Linked DNA regions of Homo sapiens: region 2 is linked to region 1. The links are chromatin contacts, found by Hi-C or POLR2A ChIA-PET in ENCODE. All regions are on one chromosome and are shown on one strand. The core of a region is the stretch at or near the end of the contact, and the rest is flanking DNA. Distances in the headings are between cores, read along the strand shown. Region 1 overlaps LINC00598 (long intergenic non-protein coding RNA 598). Region 2 overlaps FOXO1 (forkhead box O1).

Region 1 (2,700 bases), core at 37-2,536:
AAATGGATCTCTTTTCTCTTATCTCTTCTCCCCGTGTAATTGTGTGCTTCATTCTCGAGCTGTCTTCAACATGAATAACTCTACTTACTTCAGCAAAGGTCCCCAAACATCACTCCAGGAGGCTGGAGAAAGGTCATAAGTACCCTTCATTCCCAGACACTAATTTTTCTTTTCTTTCATATTAAAGAAAAAAAAAATCCCAGCTCGGGATTGTTCAGCCTCCAGATAAGAAGAAAAAAAGTGACTATTCATTACACATATCTAAATTTGGACTATAAATTTAATAATTGTAATGTTGTTTTTATTTTTAAGCTTTTTCTTGTCTGGGTCTAAATCCTAGGAGTGAGTTTGATATTTCAAATCCCTCAATTTCTAAAATCTCTACTGTCTTATTCCAAATCAAGTGTTCAAGTTAATTATATCCCCTAGCTCCCATTAAACAGGAGAAATTCTTCAGAGAGAGTGTTATTTGAATAAAACTTCTTGGAATTGTTTAGTTGGAAGTATTGTCCTGGGCCCCGTGAGAAGAGGCACATGCATGTTAGGAAATGTGGCTGTCCAGAGCTTATGTAATTATTCAGTAATCTGTATACCACATTACCAAAATGCCATATCTGCCTCAAAGGCTAACATGTGAAAGTTTAATCAGCACAGAAAATGGACTTTAAAAATTTCAACATAGATTCTGAGCAAGGTGAAGGGGACTGTGAAGACAGTGAATTCTAGATTCCTTCAACACTCCCATATGGGAAATCGAGTGGGATGGAGAAGACCTCATTTCAAAAGGAACGTTGTACATTTACTCACTGTTAAATATAAGGGCAGTTACTTCTATTCAAACTCAACAAAAGTTAAGTGTTTCTTGCCTTTAATCAATGAAATATATAAAAATAGAGATTTAGAGTTGCAGAACTTCAAGTGACAGAGACCACGGGGCATTGAGTTCAGAAGCCACTTCTGGGCCAGACGTCCCATCCCAGTGTCCCTGGGTGTGACCCCTGCTCTTCTGTGTAAATCCCTCCGGGAAAGATGACCTGACTCCACACTTGGACCCAGCCTGGCCCAGTGTGGGCATCACCTCTGGCCAGGAGAAGACTTAAGTGGTATAAACGGGGTGAGGGGCTCATCATAGAAGCTGTGGGGCAGGCCATGTGCAGTGGCTCACACCTGTAATCCCAGATTACAGGCTCATGAGGGCTGGTTACGTTTTCACTGATCCTGTTTAGACTTTGAGGAGAAAGGCATGCTTCACCAAGCACTACCTTGTGAGCAGCTGGGGGGAAGCCCTGACAAGTCTCACTTCCTTCCAGCAACAACTCTCCCACATTGTTCTCGCCATTGTCTACGCTTCCCCGTTGTTAGTCATTCTGTGAGTCAAGAGCTGGCCTCGGCCAGCTGCAGGCACGCTTGGCTGCCCCGCTGCATGAGGGGCCAATGTCACTCCCTCCCGGGCTCTACGAGGCCAGGTCTGCAGCCAGCAAGCCACAAGGGACCTCCCGAGCCACCTGTTATTGTGACCATGCGTGGCCCAGTTTGTTTTGATTAGAGCGTTCCAAAGAGGAAATAAAGCCTATATTTATATTTTTATTTTAAAAAGGCAGGGCCACTTGGGAGGCCAAGGCTGGTGGATCACCTGAGGTCAGGAGTTTGAGACCAGCCTGGCCATCATGGTGAAACCCCGTCTCTACTAAAAATAAAATAAAAAATTAGCCGGGCATGGTGGTGGGTGCCTGTAATCCCAGCTACTGGGGAGGCTTAAGCAGGAGAATCACTTGAACCCAGAAACTGAGGTTGCAGTGAGCCAAGATCACGCCACTGCACTCCAGCCTGGGTGACAGAACAAAACTCCGTCTCAGAAAAAAAAAAAAAGAGAAAGAAAGAAAGAAAGAAAGAAAGAAAGAAAGAAAGAAAGAAAGAAAGAAAGAAAGAAAGAAAGAAAGAAAAAAGGTAGGGCCACTTGCCCAGTGCCCTCTTGAATATTTGGAATTCACAGACCTCTTCCTCAAACCCATGGAGATTTGCATGAAGAGCACTTTGCCCATAGTAATGTGATCTCCCAGTTAAGGGAGGCAAAATATTGAGTTGGTTGGCAGCTTTTCCCAAGTTCCTCCATCAGCTGGGAGGGAATGATCTAAGAGGAACAGTGGGTAATTCAAATACCTTAGGGTATTCTACATAATGGAAGAGAAGAGAAAAACCAAACAAACTTTTGTGAGCACATGTAACACAGACATTCCAGGGCATTCATGAGTGGTGACGTTATGGGTTGAAGTGTGTCCCCGCCAAAAACATATGCTGGATGGAGTACTATCTCCCAGTACCTCAGAATGTGATCTTATTTGGAGATAAGATCTTTACAGAGGAAATCATTAGGGTAGGACCTAGTCCAATATGACCAGTGTCCTTATAAAAAAGGGAAATTTGGAAACACAGGGAGAACATCCTGTGAAGATGAGGGCAGAGATCTACAAGCCAAGAAATGCCAAAAATTGCAGCAAATCCCCAGGAGCTGGGAAAGAGGCATGGAACCGATTCTTCCTCACAGCCCTTAGAAGAAACCAACCCTGGCAGGGTGTGGTGGCTCATGCCTGTAATCCTAGCACTTTGGGAGGCTGAGGTGGGTGAAGCACTTGAGGTCAGGAGTTCAAGAGCAGCCTGGCCCACATGGTGGAACCCCGTCTCTACTAAAAATACAAAAAT
Region 2 (2,858 bases), core at 256-2,755, 180 kb after region 1:
GACATGGCCAACCTACTGACAGAAGCAGATGAGACCTGGTGGGAGGTAACAATGGTATAGAAGTACTTTGAAATAATACAAAACACTACTGGGAATCATTACCTTCACACATCCAAAGCCCTGCAGGCTCAACCTTCCTCTCCAGGTTGTCCCCCAGGCACCTGCTCTGAAACAGACTCACCTCTCACTCCCCTGAATCAAACAGTAACTGTACTACTACAGACAAACTGTGAGACCACCTATGGCCTACCATGTATATTTTTACAAGTGCATCTCGGGAATAAAATACACTTACCCAAACTCCCAAAGAGCAGGACCTGTGGGTGTCCCACCTTTATGTGCCAGCCCAAAGCCTTGTTCATTCATCCTAAGACCTCAATACTTGAATTCAACAAGGGATTGAACTAGGATTGGATCACAATGGTTGAAGAGGCCCAACCAACAAATGGCAATGAATAGTTAAAACAACATGACTTTTTTTTTTTTTTTCAGACAGAGTTTCACTCTTGTTGCCCAGGCTGGAGTGCAGTGGTGCAATCTCGGCCCACTGCAACCTCCGCCTCCCGGGTTCAAGCTATTCTCCTGCCTCAGCCTCCCGAGTAGCTGGGATTACAGGCATGCGCCACCACGCCCAGCTAATTTTGTATTTTTAGTAGAGATGGGGTTTCTCCATGTTGGTCAGGCTGGTCTCGAACTCCCAACCTCAGGTGATCTGCCCGCCTCGGCCTCCCAAGGTGCTGGGATTACAGGCGTGAGCCACTGCACCCAGCCAAACAACATGACTTTTGAACTGCCTAAGATTTCACAGCCTCTAGAGGTATATCAAGTGCAGACTGACTATCCCTTATCCAAAATGATTGGAACCAGAAGCATTTTGGACTTTGGATTTTTTCAGATTTTGGAACATTTGCATTAAACTTACCAGTTAAGCATCCCTAATCCAAAAATCCAAAACCCTCCACTGAGCATTTCCTTTGAGCATCATGTTGCCACTCAAGAAGTTTCAGATTTTGGAGCATTTAGGATTTTAGATTTTCAGATTAGGAATATTCAACCTGCATATGGACATAAGACCCATCCACCAATGGCCCTTGCTTCACATGCTCAGTGGGTTGTGGGCTTCGGCTAAAACCTGGGAGGAGATCACAGATTCAAAGTCTCCTTGTGGGGCACTGTGTTCTGTAAGAGGAAGCTACAGTTGAGAAGGTTCAAGGCAACTAAATATGTGCTAGTAAAGTGAGCATAAATCATTCTGAAACCAGAGGACCTACAACAAGTAGCCTGGTTTGGGCTTTTCTTGTGCTCAGCAGTCAAGTGATAAGAACCTTTAACTACATTACATCTAACATTTTTAATTTACAAAATAATGCCCACCACTTCAAAAAAATTGATAGTATTATATCTTCTACCTTTCTATGTCCAAAAAATAAGGGAAGGAGGTTTAAAATATAAGTAGCTAAACCAGGAACTCCAGTCCTGCCACAATGCTAGGCATATTTGTTCTAGGAATTCAAGTCCTGCTAATTTAAACAGCAAGGGGAACTGAAACTCTTGAGAATCTCTGATTATACAGAAAATCTCGGTGTCGTTTACACACAGGGCAAGCCAAGGGGATCCTTCTAAACAGTCTGGGGCTGTTTGCTTTTGTTCTTCTTTTTGTTCCCACTGAAAAGCAAAAATCATTTGTCAACATGGAAAAACCAGCCTGGTGCAGTAGCTCACGCCTGTAATCCTAGCATGCTGGGAGGCCAAGGTGGCAGATTACCTGAGGTCAGGAGTTGAAGACCAGCCTGGCCAACATGGTGAAACCCCGTGTCCACTAAAAATACAAAAATGTAGCCAGGTGCAGTGGCGCGCGCCTGTAATCCCAGCTACTCGGAAGGCTGAGGCAGGATAATTGCTTGAACCCAAGAGGTGGAGGTTGGGGTGGGCCGAGATCGCGCCACTGCACTCCAGACTGGGCGTGGGAGCAAAACTTCTCAAAAAAAAAAAAGGAAAAACCAGGAAAAGCTTGTCACTTAATGACTGGCCTGGCAAATAGGGAAAGAGCCTAAAACTATTTTTCCCTTCCCATACTGTGAAGACTACAAGCTTTGCCAACACCACTCCTCAACACCACTCTGTCATTTTTCTTTGTCTAAATCTTTTTAATTTCTTAAATGGGAAGGAAGTTGCCTTAAAGTATAATACCAAGATTCCCGCAGGGCACCACTCTGCAGGAATGTGGTTCAGAAACCAAGAATCAAGGGGCAATGCCTCCATACAGGTGAGGATTTTCCCACCCCAAAGAGGCTTACTAAAGTTAGGGGCAATTTTCCACCTAACATAAATTATGTTGTGGGGTGGATAAGTGAGAAAGAATAAAGCCGTTATGACCAATGAGGAAAAATGAAATGGATATAAAAACATTATTGCCAAGGTCTTTGTTCCAGAGTTCTCAATCATTCAGGGCCAAGAGAGGCTGGACTTAGAGTCCTGCAGGGTGGAGTGGCAGCATTGTGGAGGAGGGATCCCTGCGAAAAGTATTTATGCTGCAACTTTTCAGCATAACCAAAGCAGACCAACAACTAGAGCTTAAGTTTAGGGCCGCATTCCATAAACTATGACTGTGACCTCATGGCATATACCAAAATCAACTCAAAAGAATCAAAGACCTAAATGTAAGAACTAATACATTAAACTCTTAGAAGAAAACATAGGGATAAATCTTTCCGATCTTGGATTAGGCAATGGTTTCTTAGACATGACACCAAAAGCACAAGCTACAAAAGAAAAAAAAATAGATACTTTGGACTTCATCAAAATTAAGAACATTTTTGCTTCAAAGGACACCACCGTTTGTACATCCATATTCACAG

The links. A loop is a pair of places that touch in the nucleus more often than their neighbours do. ChIA-PET counts read pairs that join two places held with the same protein, here RNA polymerase II (POLR2A). Pooled maps may share reads with other maps.
Region 2: a map with no recorded cell type shows a loop between it and region 1 (7-fold over the local background). The contact joins two enhancer-like sites. A Hi-C loop is called at or near these places in 10 of 37 single-sample maps with no recorded cell type and 6 of 50 pooled maps. POLR2A ChIA-PET finds 5 or more read pairs at or near these places in 3 of 52 experiments (PC-9, Panc1 and activated CD4-positive, alpha-beta T cell).

What each region holds. Positions count from the first base shown.
Region 1 is chr13:40,444,350-40,447,049 of GRCh38, forward strand. The region is part of intron 6 of LINC00598 (long intergenic non-protein coding RNA 598); the gene reads right to left. Among named protein-coding and RNA genes, the nearest start is that of LINC00598, 35 kb to the right of the region's middle. RefSeq lists enhancers at 1,202-1,501, 1,311-1,916. Within about 2 kb of position 1,287, at least 13 of the 41 ENCODE cell types and tissues checked have a DNase peak (open chromatin) inside an H3K27ac peak, as active enhancers do.
Region 2 is chr13:40,628,671-40,631,528 of GRCh38, forward strand. All of the region lies in intron 1 of FOXO1 (forkhead box O1), which reads right to left. Among named protein-coding and RNA genes, the nearest start is that of FOXO1, 37 kb to the right of the region's middle. RefSeq lists an enhancer at 1,414-1,513. Within about 2 kb of position 1,506, at least 3 of the 41 ENCODE cell types and tissues checked have a DNase peak (open chromatin) inside an H3K27ac peak, as active enhancers do.